Regions from separate parts of the Mus musculus genome. Here region 1 is linked to region 2. A link is a loop called in an ENCODE intact Hi-C map of the cell type or tissue named here. Cell type or tissue: heart. All regions are shown on one strand. Each heading gives the region's core, and the rest is flanking DNA. Links, peaks and the distances in the headings are about the cores only.

What was found. Peaks named below come from ENCODE experiments on the same cell type or tissue, not always from the same donor. Only the 100,000 strongest peaks of a DNase experiment are listed, where the experiment ranks them.
Region 1: it touches region 2 in a loop (2.2-fold over the local background); 4 of 42 quality-filtered maps call a loop at or near these places.

The regions. Positions count from the first base shown.
Region 1 is chr16:97,531,244-97,540,768 of GRCm38, reverse strand. It overlaps the pseudogene Mx2. Among named protein-coding and RNA genes, the nearest start is that of Fam3b, 31 kb to the right of the region's middle. In heart, for the core only: no CTCF peak of the experiment used is centred there; DNase peaks (open chromatin) are centred at 4,478, 4,758, 5,628 and 6,128; H3K4me3 peaks cover 1,623 bases; H3K27ac peaks cover 3,206 bases.
Region 2 is chr16:97,457,471-97,466,995 of GRCm38, reverse strand. It overlaps the pseudogene Mx1. Among named protein-coding and RNA genes, the nearest start is that of Fam3b, 43 kb to the left of the region's middle. In heart, for the core only: no CTCF peak of the experiment used is centred there; a DNase peak (open chromatin) is centred at 4,025; H3K27me3 peaks cover 941 bases.

The sequences.
Region 1 (9,525 bases), core at 983-8,982, 74 kb before region 2:
CTTGGTGCCCAGCGGTGAGTCTGAGTCCTGGCAACATTTTTGTCATGCCCTTGTATCATCCCTTCACAACAGTTGATAAAATAGAGCAATAATCGAAGGTGCAGGTGTCCCACCCCCAGGTGAGGGAAAGAGCTATTGCCAGGGTCAGGACACTCCATCCACACCTCACCTCTCTCATACTTTCCCCTCCAGCAGGCCCCTCTGCCTCAGGCTCTCGGCAACCATAGCCTTACTTTTCAGTATCATTTGCCTGCCTCTTCCTAAGTTGTTCCCCATGCTTTATGTAACCTGTGTTGAAGCTGTCTACACAGCCACATAGCCATTTCCTTTCCAACTTTGTAAACTGTTGGACTTCCCTCACATGAGGAAGGAGGAGAGTATCATGGGACTGAGATAGGACTAGAGGATACATGTGAGGAGTAATGAGGGGAGGGGACTTCCTCTACATAGCCTTGGGGAGCCATCATCCCCACTGGGTGCAGACCTTCCACTGTGGTTGCTTTAAGACCACTCACATTCATGTTGTAAACCCTTACCCATTGCTCTGCAGGGAAGCCTAATTAATGCATTGGTTCCTTTATGAATGCTGGTTGAACTGCACCTTGGCTTGTCCTTAGGACCTTAGAAGGAGGGGCATATGTTGTTGTCTCCCCTAGGAAAGGATTTTTAACAACAGTACCCCTACACTCCGGGCCTTGCTCCCAGTACCGCAGCACCAGGTCCTTTAGGGCTTTGTTGCTAACAACAGCTCTGCCCCCAAGAGGTATAAGAGTCTCACTTGCTCCTCTAACAGAGCATACCTGTGCCTGTGAAATCAAGTGGCTCCCACCCTAGGACTCTTACAAGAGGAGACTGTGCTGCTACTGTGGGCCTGAAAACACCCAAATCAAAAACTCATTACCTATCTGTCTAGAGATTGTGCTAAGTAACCATAGATAGCCGCTCCCAAAGCATGCGAGTGTGAGTGTATATGAGTTTAGATCTGAAACATCCCCCAAAGACCTCCTGGTGAAGGTTTGGTCCCCAACTGGTTGTTCTTGGGAGGTGATGGATTGGAATAGCTGGGGGCAGCTGGGAGGGTACTATCTATAGGCATCATGGCTTTGAAATGAACCTGGACTCCAAGCCTTCCTCTTCTACCTCTCTTTTCTTTCCCAGCCATTAGATATCAGCTTTGTAGAACAATGGCATCTAATGGGCATGGGATGTAATCTCCAAAACTGTAACCCAAATAACCTTTCCTCTTTATAAGTTGATTTTTGTCAGGAACTTGGTCACACCAATAAAAAGCTGACCAATGTATTGAGTGCGAGTTTCTTGTGCCCCTCACTCTGAGGGTTGTAGCCTGGCAGGAAGGAAATGCAAACAAATCTAGGGAGAGACACTGATCCTTCTCATTGCCTTTGACCTTTGACCCTGTTGTTAATACTGATTTTAAAAGTGTTGAGCTCTACATAGCCAGGCAGCCAGGCATCCCAGTGTCTCTAACAGGAAATGACAACACAGTTCTGAGTACCAACATCAGCTGTACTGACTCCTCTCAACAGCCATGTTGCCGATCCCACTGTGGAAACAGAAAACCCAGTGCTAAAGGGAGGTAGACACTCCCAAGGTCAGATAGCTGACTGGGTCAGACTGGGACTATGCTGGGGAGGGGGTCTCCTTCTAGAGATCAGGTTTGATTCAAAGCAAAGCAAAACTGCATCCCAGCTCTAGGAAAACAGACACCAAGTGGCTTCTCCCAGGAGGTAATGTCTCAGTGAGTCCTAACAAGGGTTGTAGCTGGAGACACACCCATGGCATGGACAGGGGACAACATTGCACTGTCCAGGGCCCTGCCAGTCCCTAATAATACTACCTTTCCCAGAGCAAGATAAAATCCTGGACACATTCAGTGAAGGGCACAAGAGGGCCACTGGTCTTGCCTTGGCCCAAGCAAAGATAACAGTAGGCACATCTGCATCCTACCCCAGGATGCATTCTCCATCTCCAGTGGGTATGACATAAAGGAGCAGTCCTCAGATGGACATGGGTCATACCTGGTCTTTCTCTCCTAGGCCAGTCTCTCCACTGGGTAAGTTGACTGAATCAACGCCTGTGTTTTCTTCTGTGCTAAGAACCATCTTTTATTTCTTCTCTCAGTTGGGTACTCTGTGGGAAATGAATATTATAAATTAAAAGGTCTGGAATACAATTTTCTGGACCTTGGCTAGGATTTACAACAAAGATACCAACATTACAACCTCCACTCTCTCCTTCCCATCCCATCCCAGGGTCCTTCTGGAAAGGCGGGTGTTTGTTTCTCATGTGGGAGGGGATCATGAAAGGAGAGTAATTCTAAAGGCACTCATGGAGTCTGTTAGTCTAAAAAAATCCTTCAGACACAGCTTTGGAAAGACCATATATTAAAGGGGACCCAGGCTCCAGAGTGAACACCCCTTTACTTCAGTTGAGCCTTATCTATTAGTCCATGGCTGTCTTGATTAGTCTTGCTGCACAATCAAGGGACATCACTGCTCCCAGCCTGTGTCCCATGACCAAAGATTCCTAGTGACCAAGACTTAGGTGTCTGTTCCATTGTTTCCTTCTCTGGGATCTAAACCCTGTGTTCTGTTTGCAAATCACAAGCATGTACAATTCTCCTGAGTCGCTTTTGAGACTTGGTGTATCTTTGGCGCAGAGAAACCTGAAAGGTCACAGCTTTTTCTGCACATTCAGTGTCCTGGATAGCCAGCTGTCCGGTCAACCTGAGGTGACTTCATCAGCCCATCCAGATCTTGGCCCTGTCAAGTAGAAGCTACTCCCAACACTGGATCAACCCTAATTTTCAGTGGACCTGCAGGACACCCTTGCCTCCTGTCTCCCCACTTCTTGACTCTTTCCCACTGCAGAACACATCGCACAGAGACGACCACATTTCTTGCAGGTTCATGCCTCACCTGAAGGTCATGGTCAGGCACACACAAGTAAACAGGTGTGCGGGGTCTAAGCATTCCTACAAAGGCAGACCTGTGCCTATTCCTTCTGTCCTCGGGATGGCTGGCTTGCTTCTACTCTACAGCATGTAGTGGACATTTGTGTGGACACTATATGCCACCTATCAGTTATACTAAAAAAGATCCCTGTGGCAGGGCTCCCTGTTGGGGATATATCCTCAGCCCAGTTGGAAACAAGAACATGGGAGCAGAATCCAGCTCCTTTCACTGTCAGAACCCCTAACCATGCCTGTCCAGAGCAACTCTAAAATGCCAAGAGTGGGAGCCTTCCCAGGTCCATCAGGGTGTTAAAGTGACCACAGAGAGGCTCAAAAGCCCTTTCTTCTCCAGGGTTCCTGTCCTCCATGTCCCCTGCAGTTGAGCCTTTGAGAATGGAAGGTCTGAGGGACACCTGCACTCTGAGCAGAGGTAGGTCTTCAGACCACCCAGAGCATGTCCTATCTAGGGACCAGGAAGTCCCTGGACAGATGCTTTTCTCTACACAGATCCTCTGTCAGTCTTTCCAGCAGGGTTCCCAAAGCAGGCTGTCTGCACTTCAAAGCCTGCCCCTGGGTCACCTGGCTTCCTCTTAACAAGAGACCTCCATCTGATTTCTCATGGACTCCTGGCCCAGACAGCAGGGAATCTGGAACTTCTTATCTACTAGGCCTTAGCCCCAGATCCAGGAGGCCCTGGGACCCCATCCTCTCCTGTTGCCTCCTAGCAGAGATAATTGCGGTTTGGGGAGCTATTTCAGACTGCTCCCACAATCAGCAGCTGGGTGGAGCACTGTGTCTAGCCCAGAAGCTCCACCAGTATTCTGTCTAAACTCCAACCCCACAGTTAACAGTCAGCAGCCTCCCCAGTCAGTCAGTGCTCCTCCCCACAGTTACCTGGCAACAGCCAGGTAGGCCTGGCCCACTACAAAAGGGGCTGCTTGCCCCCTCCTCTCTCTCTCTTACTCCAGCTTCTCTCCTTTGCCTCTTGCCCTCTTACTCCCAGTCTGTCCCCATTTCCTTTCCCCCTCTCTCCATGTGGTCATGGCCAGCTTCTACTTCTCTACTCTTTTCCTCTCTCTGCCTTTCTCTGCCTCCTCTACCCTCTTAACTCCCCTCCCCATGTCCTGAATAAACTATATTCTATACTCTACTGTCCTGTGGCTGGTCCTTCAGGGGGAAGGGATGCCTTGGCATGGGCCTGCCGGGATATGCCCTTTCCCCACATCTCATCACACCCTCATAGAACAAATCTTAATATCTTTTTATCTTTTTATAATCGCAACAACCTGTGCTGACACTGACCCCCTTATTTTAATAGAACTGAGAAATGTCCCACAGTACCCACCCCACCCCCCAGGATCCACAAGGAATCCAGAGGCATCCTTGCCCTGAGCTATGGGGTGTCCTCTAGGCCTGGGTGATACTCACCAGTCTCCTGCTTAGTGACAGAGTGCTTGGCTTTCTGGGCTCCAGTGTCTATAAACAGTGCTGGCTCCACCCCTTCCCAGGGAGAATGGAAACTTAGAGAGATTGCCTGAGCTTGCTGTCCTCCCACACCACACACAAACTGTCACTGTCCCCATTATTGTTACAGCACCAACAAATGCCCTGCTGTACTTACCAGTGTCTACAAAGAAGCCTTAGAAGGTATCCTCTATCCCTCCACAGAATCCTGTGCAATACTCACCCCTCCCGGCTTGGAGACAGAGTGTGCAGCTGCCAGGGCTCAGACCTCTTTAAATAGTGCTGGCTCCGCCCCTTCCAGAGGAGAATTGAAACTTAGAGAAAAAGCCTGAGCTTTCTGCCCACCCCCACCACACATGAATGGAGCTCAGAAAGGAAACTCACCCTAAGGGGGCCTTGGCTGGGTCCTGAGGTTGGGAAATTGATATTGTAGGCTCAGCCCACCAAGACACGTGCAGTATGGACACCAGTTTAGAGGGCTGCCTGCTTTCCCAGGACCATCCCCCTCCCCAGCTCTGTGCTGAGCCTTCAGCCTGACTTCCTCTCAATTGAACACAACCTAGACTAACTTTCTCTTTTCACTGGATTCTTCCAGCTGCACTAGGAAGGGTCAGAGACAAACCATACCAGGAATCACTGAGGAGTCCTGCCAGCCCTTCTGGGTCCCTTGTGACTACAGGTTTAGAGGTCTGAGCACACTGCTGCTGCAGGGCTGGTGAGGATGAGAAGTGCTGGCCTTCTGGGGCCTGCTGCACCTTGCCCTTCTCTCCAGAGGAGAGCCCTGCTCTGCAGAGAACATCCCCCAGCTCAGGGAAGTCAGTGTCTGTCCTCAGAGCCCTTAGACTTGCTTGCTGAAGCCCTTTCCCTGGGCTGCCTGCCCTGGGAACCAGGGTCCTCTTAGAGTAGACCATGTCACAGGGTCTTGACCTCAGCCCCAAGGGTGAGGGCAGATTTGGTGGCTAGCACCTGGTCCGTGCCGGTGGCTCACAGGAGTGGGATCAAGCATGGTTCCTGGCATACAATGTTCTTTGGCCCTAGAAATCATTATGATGGGAAAGGCAGGTTCAGTGACCTCAGACGATGACACCCAGTGCTCTGATTTGTTTAGCTCCTTTCCCTCCTACTCCCTCCCTCTCCCTCTCTCCCTGTTGCCTTTCTCAGCTCAGCTCCTACTTAGTTTCACTTTCATTTCTCTGGTTCTTGGGGAACTTAATTCAGCCTGTGCCTGCCTGATTCTGGGCAGAAGCCCAGAGGGAAGCTGGAGGGAAGCTGGAATCCCTGGGGCTGGTGACCTCAGGGAAGTGACAGCTCCCGGAGAAGGGGCAAGAGGTGTTATCAGTGAGCAGTGCTGAGAGGAAGAGGCCTAGAAGAGTGTGTGAGACAGGGGAAAGAACTGGGCTGCCTGGGATCGGTGGCCTTGGAGATGGTAGGACAAGCACCTGCCTAAGGCTGCCAGTAATTCTGCACTCTGGCTGCCATGCTGCAGCAGCCTGCACAGTTTTGCTGGTGTCTAGGACTGAAAGAATTGCAGAGTAAACCCCGACCTGCACTGCATATGTTCTATCCTTGCCTCTGCAGTGTTTGAACTGAAGAAAAGCTTGAGGACAGAGCAGACAGGGCACAGATGCATGCAGAGTGTGCTCTGCATTTGTATTAGAGGATGGGTGGAAGGGTAGTGGAACAAGAGCACTGTGCCAGGGATGGGGGAGGGGGGAGGAGACAGCCCATAGCCAGAGCTCACATCCAGTTTCCTGACAGAAAGGGAAGGTGTGGTAACCACCAGGTCCTGCTTCTCCCAATCATCTTTTCTACTTACCAAATACACAGCTGGAGATGCTTACCAAATACACAGCAGGTAGGCAGGTCATCACTGTGGTGGTTTAGATGAGATGTCCCCTATAGTCTTGGACATTTGAACACTTGGAACCCCCGCCCGGTTGACGGCACTAATAGGTTTCCTCCACCACGGATGAAATAAGCCAATTCGAGCCAAATTAAAAATTTAAAAGGGCAGGTTTATTTGGGAATGGCTCTCAGCAAGAGGAAAAAGACGTGTCTGCTACAGACTGGGTTTGTGCCCAGGTATGGCCACATAAGGTGGGGATCTGGGTGGCTAGCAACTTCGGTGGGGGGGGGGGTCACAATAGCTATCAGGAATGCAGAACTGGGCTTTTGGTGACTTTTCTTTGATTGGAGGCTTTCTGAGTGGACAGGTAGGGCTGGAGAGAGAAGGAGGAACGGAGTTTACTGGATCATGGGGGGTAGGGAGGGGGTAAACTGGGCTCAAACTGAACATGCACTGTTTGGATAATTTAGGAGGTGTGATCTTGCTGAAGGAAATGTGTCACTGGGGCAGGCTTTGAGAGTTTGATGACTCATGTTATTTCTAGTTCATTCTGCTTTGTGCTTGTAGCTCATGATGTAAGCTTTCAGCGTACTTGCTGGTCCAGCTTTCGGCCTCTACCCTCTCAGGCTGGACTCTTATCCTTCTAAAACCGTAAGTCCAAATAAACCCTTCCTTCTACAAGTTGCCTTGGCCATGGTGTTTTATTACAACGATAGAAAAGTAACTAAAACACCAGCAAAGGGGTGTGTGTAATTTTCAGATACTTTGCCCAAATGTCAACTGAAGTGGAGACTTAAGGGTTCTTTGAAAAGTCAGTTGTGTTGGATGGTGTTTTGCTGGGGCAAACAAGTGAAGGAACATTAAGGAGACACAGGTGAAAGAATGTCTTGCTAAAGCAAGCGTGTGAAAGGACATGTAATAAAGGATTCTTCACTAGTGACATTGGTCCCCCTTACATTGCATTGTTGAGCTCCATTTGTTGGAACTCCACAGAGAGAAATGCACCAAAAAACAAGTTGCCTTGGCCATGGTATATGCTATGGCTTCTTGCCACTTCTGCAAACTCAAGCTGATTGGCAGAGTGATTTACAGCTAAGACTCACATGGAGTTTTGCTAAGTCAGACTCACATGCTGAGGCAACACCTGTGGAGGACACATGATGTTTGGAGGGAGTCCCTGCTACTGACTCATGCCGATTTGGCTGAGGCTTGGCTGTCTCTGCTAGGTCAGACCACTGCTGCTGCTATCCCAACACTACTGAACTAGATTGCTGATATTTTTGTGAAGTGTTTACAAGTGGATAGAGCTGCTGCTGCTGATTCCTGTGAATTGAACTACTGACTTTCTGACAGTGCAGATAGGATTTTCTCCAAAGAACCATTTCTAAACATGTCCACCTCCCTGTATCCTTTCTTTTCCACCATCTCTGATGGATGGTGGGCTAGAAGGTAGATTGGAGCATTTAAGAAGCAACCTTTCAGAGAAGGCTTTGAAAAAAAATAAAATAACAGTAAACCTACTCCATAAAGTGGAAGCATGGTCCACAAAACTGGGCACTTTGGACTCACCAGGACAGTATTTCCAGTGTAAGCTGAGACGTATCATTGTGGCAGTGCCCCCCTTCTCCTTCCCCTAAAACACAAATGCCATCTTCCCCTTTAATGGAAAAAAAAAGAAAGAAAGAAAAAAGAAAAAGAAAAAGAAAAGGAAAGACATGACTGCTTCTGGGTATGATAGAAGAGAAAGCTTATTGTACAGAAAAGGGAGAGAACAGTTAGAGGCATAGACATCTGGGAGAGTCCAGAGTGAATGTGACCCTGAGCCTGGGCATGTGAGAAAAGGGGCAGGAACAAGGGGAGAAGAGCCACCAACTGAGAAGGGTAGCCTGGGCCAAGAAACTGGAATAGTCAAAATAACTGAGTTATATAGCGGCCAAGGAGCCTGAAGGGGAGGAAAGGCCAGCCCTGGACTGAAGAGTTCAGGATAGGGGCTGGGATATGCCAGCCAAGAGGACCCTGTAACAGGTGAAACTTAGGGGTGCTGGGAGAACCTGGCAGCCAGCATCTGTTTTGATGTGTGTGGTGGTTTGAATATGCTTGGCCCTGGGAGTGGCACTGTTAGGAGGAGGTGTGGCCTTGTTGGAGTAGGTGTGGCCTTGTTGGAGGAAGTATGTTACTGTGGGGATAGGCTTTGAGGCTCTCCTTCTAGCTGCCTGGAAGAGATTCCCCTCCTGGCTGCCTTTGGACCAAGATGTAGAACTCTCAGCTCATTCTCCTGCACTATGTCTATCTGGATGCTGACATGCTTCCTGCCAGGATGATAACCTCTGAAACTGTAAGCCAATCCCAATTAAATGTCATCCCTTATAGGAATTACCTTAGTCATGGTGTCTCTTCATAGCAATAGAAACCTAAACTAAGACCATGTTAGTGGGCACCTCTAACATCCCAGCCTCCTATTAATAATAAATAAATGATAAGAGAAGGTGTAATCTTTTCTATGACTACTTGCTGCTGACTTTCATGTGCCTTTGTTAGGGACCCAAGAAAGCTGGATTGCTGGCCAAGGCTAGGAAGAGTAAGCTGTTTCACTTGCTGACCAGGCTTTCTGGGACCTTCTCAGGTTAGGGAAGTGCAGGCACATTGGAGCAGTTTGTGAGGCTGGACCGTAGAGCTAGCTGCTTTGAAGCCATCTAGGATGCAGATTATGAGAGAACTGTGGGGCACTGGACTGTACCACCAGACAGAAAAACTGGTTAGGTCGAGCAGATTCATGAGCCCCAGAAATTCTCATAATTGAGAATAGTACGCACTTAAATCCACTCCCAACCAGGTTCCTGTCTTGGAACACATGACCAAGGTGCCCCATTGAGAGGACTGTGACAATCAGTCACATAGGACCTGAAGTCCTTCCATGTGCAGATGAAGCACCTAACCTCTCAGACCAAGCCAATGGAAAGCATCTGTCTCTAGATCCCAACCCACTCCAAGATGTTTATAAGATCCTATTCACAAGCAATAAAGTGCATGAGTTATTTCACCAAAGATCATCTGAGAGTGCCTATCTCATCGAACTGTAACACTCCAGGGAAGAGTATTCTTTCCCAAAGTGTTTGTCTGGACCTTGACCTGGCCCAACCAGCTGGGTGCTCAAGTCTATAGCAGCCACTTTCTGCTCTGTACCCCCAACCTTGGTCCTTAGTGGCCTGCTGCATCCAGCAGCCATTGGATTGAGTGCAGG
Region 2 (9,525 bases), core at 808-8,807:
GGCACAGTTTGGGGGACAGAAGAGCTATTGGGGATCACCAAGGGTGGGAGAAGGGAGACAGTGCCAGAACCCTGGGGTTTGGGTATTTGATGGCGCTCTGAGCAATACTATCATGGTAGATCTTGTCCTGGAGCTTAGGGCAGTGATGGTGTCCACTATAATGATGGTCTTTGTCATCATGTATTTGTTCAAAGCTGAGAGCAGACTGTGATGTAGAAACGTCAATTGTGACCACTAGGTGACAGTGTGCTGTTATAGGTTTACCACTGAGCTAGCTAAAGGTTCTCTGCTGAGGACAGGAGTGGGCACTTGGATGAAGAAATGGCATATACAGTTCTGTACTTTCTGCTACATTTTATCTCTGTGTGAAATCGCTTTAAAATAGTGTTTATAGCTGTGCACTGAAATGCACACCTGTAATTCCAGTACTTGGGAAATAGAGGCAGGGATTGCTGTGAGTTCAAGGTACACAAGAAGACTGTCTCAAAATAAAACAAAGTGTTTACACAAATACAAAATGCTGCTATGGATAATAAATGATAAACAACTGGAGCTGGGAAGAGTCAGGCAGCTGGGCAGCGGCCCTGCACATCTGGTCACTCAGCACATTGGGACAGAGCCCCAGAGGCTGCTGAGTTCTCTCTGGGAGTCAACCCAGGACAGGCTGATTCATGACAGCTTTGTTGCTGTCAGCCCTTTTAGCCCACCACTCACTAGAGGTAGTGAGAAAGAAAGGATACTGGCTTGGAATGTAAATGAAGAAAATATCTAATAAAACTTTGTTTTAAAAACAAAAAAGGATACTGGGAAGTTGACCTAGAAAGGTTCCCTGGAGCAACTCCCATCTGTGTTGTCTGAAAATCAGCAGTTCAGTTCACAGGTTAGCAAGCAGTGGCAGCTCCATCCACCCAAAAACACTTCATCAGCTGTCCAGTTTGATAGAGTCAGGATAGCAAACATGAATCAGCAGTGGTGGCACAACCTAGCAGAGATAGCCAGGCCTCAGCCTTGACTTGAGTCAGCAGGAGGGACCAGGAATGGACTCCAGGAGAAGTTCTTCACTGTGCCCCTCTCAGGGAAGCAAATATCGGCGAAGAAGCAAGACCCACAAGCGTTGCACAGCTAGCTCTATAAGCAAACCTAGCTCTGTCTCCAATCATGTCACCAGGCCCTATTTATACCCTCCAAACATCATGTGTCCTTGCCTCAGCACACGTCTTATGCATCTAATCAGCCCAAATCCACAGAGTCCTGCCAAATGGAGCTCAACTATGTAATGCAAGGTGGACCAATACTTGCATGTTGTTAGCAAAGAATCCTTCATCATGTGTCCTTTTGAGTGCTTGCTTTAGCAGAGCATCCTCTTTCCTGTGTCTGCTTCAGCGAAACATTTCATGAGTCTGCCTCAGTCTTTCACTTATGACTCCTTCAGGAAAACACTCCTTCATGTGTTTGCTCCAGCAAAACACCATCCAACACAATTGACTTTCCAAAGAACCCGTAAGTTTCCACTTCAGTGTTTACCATCTGCTGTTGTGCAGATGTCAAGAGGCACTGTGCATATGACACTGGAATTCAAGCAAATGAAGATGACGTAGAGGTGAGATGTGTCCAAGACCCCATAGATGTATATTGCTGGGATTGTTTGCCAGCCAGTTGTAGATCTGCCCAAGGACAGGTGGCCTTAAAGGTGGCTGCTGCCATGGAGACAATCACATCCATTCCCCTTTCTGAAGGTTTGGGTTATCTTCATTTTGGCAGTTCCTGGTTGCAGGGAACCATGTACCTTTGTAGTCAGCATGGCCCAGTGCACATAGAGAGAGCTGGAGATTCAGTTCCCAGTCTGGGACATAGTCTTAGCTAGTATCTTGGCTTCTTTTCTATTGCTGTGGCAACACACCTTGACCAAGGCAATGTATAAAAGAAAGTGTTTAACTTGACATAGTTTCAGGCCATGATGGTAGAGTAAAAGAACAGTTGAGAGCTCATGCCTTCATCTATGATCATGAGGCAGAGAGTGAGCTAACTAGGAAGCTGAGACAGGAAGATTGCAGTGAGTTTGAGGCCGGCCTGTTCTACAATGGGAATTTCAGGTCAGCCTGAGCTATACTGTGAGACCCTGACCCAAGGAGGAGGATGAGGAATTGAGGGATAGGCATCTTAATTCACCCTCACTGCCCCACCTGGTGCTGTTTTCCAGTCTCTTGTGCTTGGCAGTCACTAGCTAAAGGACCCTCTTTGTCCTGTGTCTAGAGATAGACAAGGGGCATGTGTGAGAGAAGACTTTGGGATACTGCTTTGTCCTTCCACCATGTGGCCTCGGGGGCCATACTTAGGTTGGCAGGGCTGGTGTAGCAAATGTCTTTACTTGCTGAGTCATATCACTGACCCCCAGAATCCCTTTTAAGCACCTGAGGCCTCACTTTGGAAGGAAGGCAGGACAGGTGGTGGTGCTGGCTATGCTGGGGACTGAAGTGGCACCTGTTTTCAGATGCAGCATCCAAGACATGGAAAACAGAATGGTCCTCATAGGAGAAGCAGAAAGAAAGGAAGGAAAAACAGGTTAGGAGCTCTGAAGAGCAAGCAGACTGGCCAGAGTGGGCACCATATGTAAGACCCATCTCTACTGGCTCTCAGAACCAAAATCCCAGCCTACCTCAGGGTGATACCAGTAGCCAGGGCTTGGGCCCCATCTTTTCTCTGTGGCCTGTGTATCCTGGTCTCTTACCCTGGGGTTTAAGTCAGATCTCCTTGCAGCATGTCACCTCAGCACAGACTAAGACCGAGCTTCCAAGGTGGAGGCTGGGGCTGCTCTGCAGTTCTTTCAAGCTAGGTGTCAGTAAAACAGCTTGTAGGCTTCTCTAGGATGTCAGTGAGCATGCAAGGTCCTCACTCTGTCAACCCCAAGTCTATCACCCACTGATCCCAGTCCAGCCCAGTTCTTTCCCTATATCCAGGGTTCCTTTTCCTCAACACATCCTTTCCAGAGTCTCCTCCCAGCCCTGCTCTCTGGTCACTCATTTGTCCCTCACTCCAGGTATTACTATTACCTTTCTAAACTACTACCCTCTGATCCTGGATCTATTTCCCCGACTCTTTTTTTTTGGCCTGAGTCCTGCATGATATTCTATTTCTCAGCATAACACTGAATTGAATTTCTAAGAGCCAAAGAGAAATGAAACGGAAACCAGAGTCTGAGGTGACTGGGAAATGCAAAAGGGAGTGGAAGAAGAGGATGGAGGAGAAGAGAAGGGCTTAGCTCAGTACTTGGAGATGTGGAGGTCACTGAGTCTGCCTTCCCCATTCTCCAAGCCTTCTTGAGCCACAGAAACCATGCTTGGTTCTACACCAGAACCAGCAGCCTAGGCACAACAGCGCTGGGCACAGACAACCTTAGGGCAGAGGTCAAGACCGCATGACAGGGTCAGAAGAGCAGCCTGGTGTCTGTCCCGCCAGTTCCCAGGTCAGGCAGCCCAGGGAAAGGGCTGCAGCAAGCAAGTCTAAGGGCTCTGAGGAGGACAGACACTGACTTCCCTGAGCTGGGGGATGTTCTCTGCAGAGCAGGGCTCTCCTCTGGAGAGAAGGGCAAGGTGCAGCAGGCCCCAGAAGGCCAGCACTTCTCACCCCCACCAGCCCTGCAGTAGCAGTGTGCTCAGACCTCTAAACCTGTAGTCACAAGGGACCCAGAAGGGCTGGCAGGGCTCCTCAGTGATTCTGGTATGGTTTGTCTCTGACCCTTCCTAGTGTAGCTGGAAGAATCCAGTGAAAAGAGAAAGTTAGTCTAGGTTGTGTTCAACTGAGAGGAGGTCAGGCTGAAGGCTCAGCACAGAGCTGGAAGGGTCCTGGGAAAGCAGGCAGCCATCTGAACTGGTGTCCATACTGCATGTGTCTTGGTGGGCTGAGCCTACAATATCGATTTCCCAACCTCAGTACCAAGCCAAGGCCCCTCAGGGTGAGTTTCGTTTCTGAGCTCCTTTCATATGTGGTGGGGGTGTGGGCACAGCAAGCTCAGGCTTTTTCACGGTTTCAATTCTCCTCTGGAAGGGGTGGAGCCAGCACTATTTAAAGAGGTCTGAGCCCTGGCAGCTGCACACTCTCTCTTCAAGCCTGGAGTGGTGAGTATTGCACAGGATTCTGTGCAGGGATAGAGGATACCTTCTAAGGGTTCTTTGTAGACATGGGTGAACTCAGGCAATCTCTTTAAGCTTTGATTCTCCCTGGGAAGGAGTGAAGCCAGCACTGTTTAAAGACACTGGAGCCCAGAAAGCCAAGCACTCTGTCACTAAGCAGGAGACTGGTGAGTATCACCCAGGCCTAGAGGACACCCCATAGCTCAGGGCAAGGATGCCTCTGGATTCCTTGTGGATCCTGGGGGGAGGGCACTGTGGGACATTTCTGGGTGCTATTAAAATAAAGGGGTCATTGTCAGCACAGGTGGAGCTTCTAGGCTAGACACAGTGCTCCACCCAGCTGCTGATTGTGGGGGCAGTCTGAAATTGCTCCCCAAACCGCAATTATCTCTGCTAGGAGGCAACAGGAGAGGATGGGGTTCCAGGGCCTCCTGGATCTGGGGCTAAGGCCTAGTAGATAAGAAGTTCCAGGTGTCCATGAGAAATCAGATGGAGATCTCTTGTTAAGGGAAGCCAGGTGACCCAGGAGCAGGCTTTGAAGTGCAGACAGGAGCCTGCTTTGGGGACCCTGCTGGGAAGGCTGGCAGAGGATCTGTGTAGAGAAATGCATCTGTCCAGGGACTTCCTGGTCCCTAGACAGGACATGCTCTGGGTGGTCTGAAGACCTACCTCTGCTCAGAGTGCAGGTGTCCCTCAGACCTTCCATTCTCAAAGGCTCAACTGCAGGGGCCATGGAGGGCAGGAACCCTGGAGAGGAAAGTGGCTTTTGAGCCTCTCTGTGGCCACTTTAACACCCTGATGGACCTGGGAAGGCTCCCACTCTTAGCATCTCAGATTCTGGACAGGCATGGTAGTGGGTGTTTAGGGGTCCTGACAGTGAAAGGAACTGGATTCTACCCTCATGCTGGTTCTGTTTCTCACTGTGCTAAGGATTTATTCCCAACAGAGGAGTCCTGCCAGGGGGAGCTTTGTCCAGAATAGATGGTATATGGCACAAGAGTACCATTGGCAAATGCCCACTGTCTACTGTAGAGTGGAAGCATAGCAAACCACCTCCAAGTACAGCAGGAATTGGCACAAGCCTGCCTGAGCAGGATGTCTAGAACCCAGCATGCTTGTGATGTGCTGGACCCTGACCTTTAAATGAGGCAGAGACCTGCATGAAATGCTGTGGGGGTGCCCTGATGGTCTCTGTGCAATGAGATCTGCAGAGGGAAAGAATTAGGAGAAGCTGCAGAAATGCAGGCCCTGTGTGTTCACCACAAATGGTGTCGTGCTGAAGCCAGGGTCTCTTCCCCTTGATTGGAACAAGATCTAGATGGCTAGAGAAGCTCACTTTAGATTGAAAGTGTAGCTGGCTTCCTGGGCACTGAGTAGGCAGAAGTAGGTATGACCCTTGAGGTTGCTTTGCCTATGGGATCCATTATGTCTCAGAGGTGACTCATCAGAGTTGCACACACTTGTAGTTTGCAGACAGAACCCAGTGCTTCACAGCAGAGAATCAAAAACAAACAAGATGCCCCCAAATCGTGTTGTAGACTGGCCACATGTAACCCTTTGTCATGGGTCACAAGCCCTGGGGACCTAATGGTGTCATAAGACCAACTAAAGCAGCCATGGGACAACAGATGAGGGTCAAAGGAGTCTTCATTCTAGAGCCTGAGATCTTCTGGAAATAGGAGGCATTTCAAAGGCAGGGGAGGTAAGAGTTGTGTCTGAAGGAAATTTCTAGAGTGACAGACTCTGTGAGTGGCTTTAGAATCACTCCTCTTTTGTGATCACCCTCCCAATGCATACACAGAATGCATCCTCCTCTTCTAGAAGAGGGAATGATGGGTACTGCAGGAAGCACAGACCCCTGGGATGGACAGAGAAGGTGAGGCAGTTTCAGATATTGGTGTCTCCCATATGTTTCTTAGTCAAGTGCCTGACCCCAGTGGCAAGGCTTCCAGATTCTTCTGAATCAAACCTGTTATATCCAACTGGAATCCTCCTGGAAAACATACAAAGATGAGTTCTTAAGAACGTCAGAAGGAAAGAGCTGATTTCTTCATCCAGTCACTGGATACCAAGTAAACATCCTGATACCTCTGAGGAGAGCCAGACAATGGTGAGCTGCTATTTAAAGTCACTCTCTACAGGATATGAGCTGTGTCCACCTGAGAAGAGGGTGGGGCCTACAGTTATGAGTGCATGTGGAATGCTAGAGAGGAATAAAGACTGTTCCTTCTCTGATGGAGTGGCTTTCTTGAGTTTCTGAGGCAAGATGGAGATCTTGGTCAGCTGCTTACTTTGCTTGGGCCAAGGTGAGAACAACAGCCCATCTTTCTCCTTCACTGAATGTTGTTAGTTGCCATCATGGTCTTGGAAACTAGGGGGTTACTAGGGACTGGCAGAGTCCTGGGTGTGATATATTATTCCTTCCTTGCATGGTTCACTCTCCAGCCTTCCCTGTGAGTTCTTATTGTGATATTCCCTCCCTGGAGAAGCCATGTGATAAATTTTCTTTATTGTTGAATGTTGAATGCTTATTATATATTCAGGTACAAATCTTTGCTCAGATAGATGTTTTATAAATATTTACTCTTTGACTGTGGCTTCTCTTTGAATTTTTTTCGAGCAAGTGTTTAATTATCATGAAGTTGTATTTATTGATAAGTTCTTTTATTAATTTTGCCTTGGATCTATGAAAGCAGGGCTGTGCTAGCTAATTTGAAGTCAACTTGACACAAACTAGAATCATCTGAGAAGACTGAATTCAATTGAGAAAATGCCCCATCAGAGGCCTGTGGCAAGCTTGTGGTGAACTTTTTTGACTGATGACTGATGTGGGAGAGCCCAGCTCTCTGTGGGCAGTGCAACCCTTTGGGCTAGTGGTCCAGGGTTCTGTAAGAAAGCAGGTGAACAAGTAAGCAGAACTTCAACACGGCCTCTGCTTCAGTTTCTACCTCAAGGTTTCTGTCTTGAGTTCCTGCCCTGACTTAGTGATAGAACATGATCTGAGAGTTGTAAGCTTCAGTAACCCCCTTCATCTCCAAGTTGCTTTTGGTTGGTGTTTTATCATTGCAGTAATAAATAAGACAGTTTTATGACTTTTCCACTAAAGTCTGTGATTGGTCATGAATTCATTTTTATGACTTAGAGGTGTGATTCTTTTTCTCTTAAGTATACAACAGTTTTGCCCAACAGAAAGTCTTTACTTCCTTCATATTGCCTTTGCACCTTGTCTATACCCGTTTCATGTGGGGACTTTCAGGGCGATGTAGTCTGCTCCATTAATGGCCTGTTCTTTTTTGTGAAATACCATACTCTCTTGCTGCAGTTTTTCAACATCTTAGGACTAGATGCTGCCATCCTCCCTCTTTGTGGTTCTTTCAGAAACATTTTACCTGTAGGAGCAGAATTTAAGCCATTTATATTTAAAATGATGTGCTGTTGTTGGTTGAGAACACAGTGTTGCCTGCTTTCTGTGTTAAGTTTCTATTTCCCCCTTTTCCTGATATTCTTTACCTTTTTGATTAAACAAGATTTATGTATGTATGTATGTATGTATGTATGTATCTATCTATCTATCTATCTATCTATCTATCTATCTATCTATCTATCTATCTATAGTTAGTTAGTTAGTTTGTTTGCTTGTTTTTTGATACTGTGTAGCCCTGGATGCCCTGAAATTCGCTCTGTAGACCAGGGTGGCCTTAATCCCAGAGAGATCTACCTGCCTCTGCCTCTCAAGTGCTGTGGCTGGGATTAAAGGTATGTGCCACCACTGACACCACCACCCTACTTAAACACTATATTTTGTGAATGCAGTTCATGCTCTCTGTTGACTGTTTGCTTTTTTGGTGTTTATACTGTACGTCTTTAACTTGATAGGGATATAGAACCTCTAAATGACACAATACCACTTAATGTGTAGGAGGTATAATTAATAGCAATATGATTCCATGTGTTGTCAGCTTCTATCTGTCATGGTCAAACCCCCACAATGCATTGCTGTTGTTTGTGTTTAGGTATCACTTAAGGATGGTAAATTCATAAAAAAAAAAAAACTAAAGCAGTCACCACGTGTGGTATTCAGTGTACTGTATGAATTCAGGATTTTTCTCATGTCATTTTCCCTTTGCACACAGAATGCCTTTCACAGTTCCTGCAGTGCTGGTGTGCTGGGGCTGAATTTGTTTGGGTTTGTATATCTGAAAAAAACTGTGTATATTTAATCATTATATGTGTAATTTCATGAAAGCAGCACAGAGAGGAAAAATTAAGAGTAGGCAATAGTTTGGATCCCAAACTGGCTGTCACATTTTGGCTTTGTTACTAAACTCTCCAACTGTCTTAGGGTTTCTATTCCTGCACAAACATCATGACCAAGAAGCAAGTTGGGGAGGAAAGGGTTTACTCAGCTTATACTTCCACATTGCTGTTCATCACCAAAGGAAGTCAGGACTGAAACTGAAGCAGGCCAGGAAGCAGGAGCTGATGCAGAGGCTATGGAGGGATGCTATTTACTGGCTTGCTTCTCCTGGCTTGCTCAGCTTGCTTTCTTATAGAACCAAGACTACCAGCCCAGGGATGGTACCATCCACAAGGGGACCTCCCCCCTTAATCACTAATTGAGAAAATGCCTTACAACTGGATCTCGTGGAGGCATTTCCTCAACTGAAGCTCCTTTCTCTGTGATAACTCCAGCTTGTGTTGAAAGAACCTAGTGGGGAAACCCCCACTCAACTCCCGATTCGGCGTGCACCCAAGAATCACGAACAGAATAGAACGCCTTGATGTAAAAACACGAGGTAGTTTAACGGCAGAGCTCCGGGTCGAAACATATCTCACACAGGAGACAGTGGATTCGACCACGAGGCTTGGAAGCTAGGGGTTTTTATAGAAAAGGGGCTGGGGGAGGAATTGGCGCAGTTTCATATGATTGGTTCATTTAAACATCAGCAGACTGTTAACATTTAACTTAGGTCAGAAGGGCGGGAGATAGGGAGGCACCGGGCCAGTCTGGCATGTCATTCTCTTTATCTTTATGGCTAAGCAGCCTCAGGAATGTCTTAATGACTGGCCTGCCTGGGCATGTCTGGCCTGTTCTGCTATGTTCTCAGCTCCAGGTTTCAAAGCTCACAAAAAACTCTTTGGGCTATTTGACATAAATTACATGAATCACAGGTCTCAAGTTTTATTTTCTTTCAGTGTCAAGTTGACACACAAAACCAGCCAGTACACCAACTCTCTGTTCTCTCATCTGTGTCGTGTTTTGTAGGGATAGTGGTCTCTCTTTAAGTGCCCTATCAAGGGAATGAACTCAGTGGTTATTGCTGGAGCATTTCCAGTGGAGCATGACCTCACTCTTGCTTTCCCCTCATCTAGGATTCTGTGAATAATCTGTGCA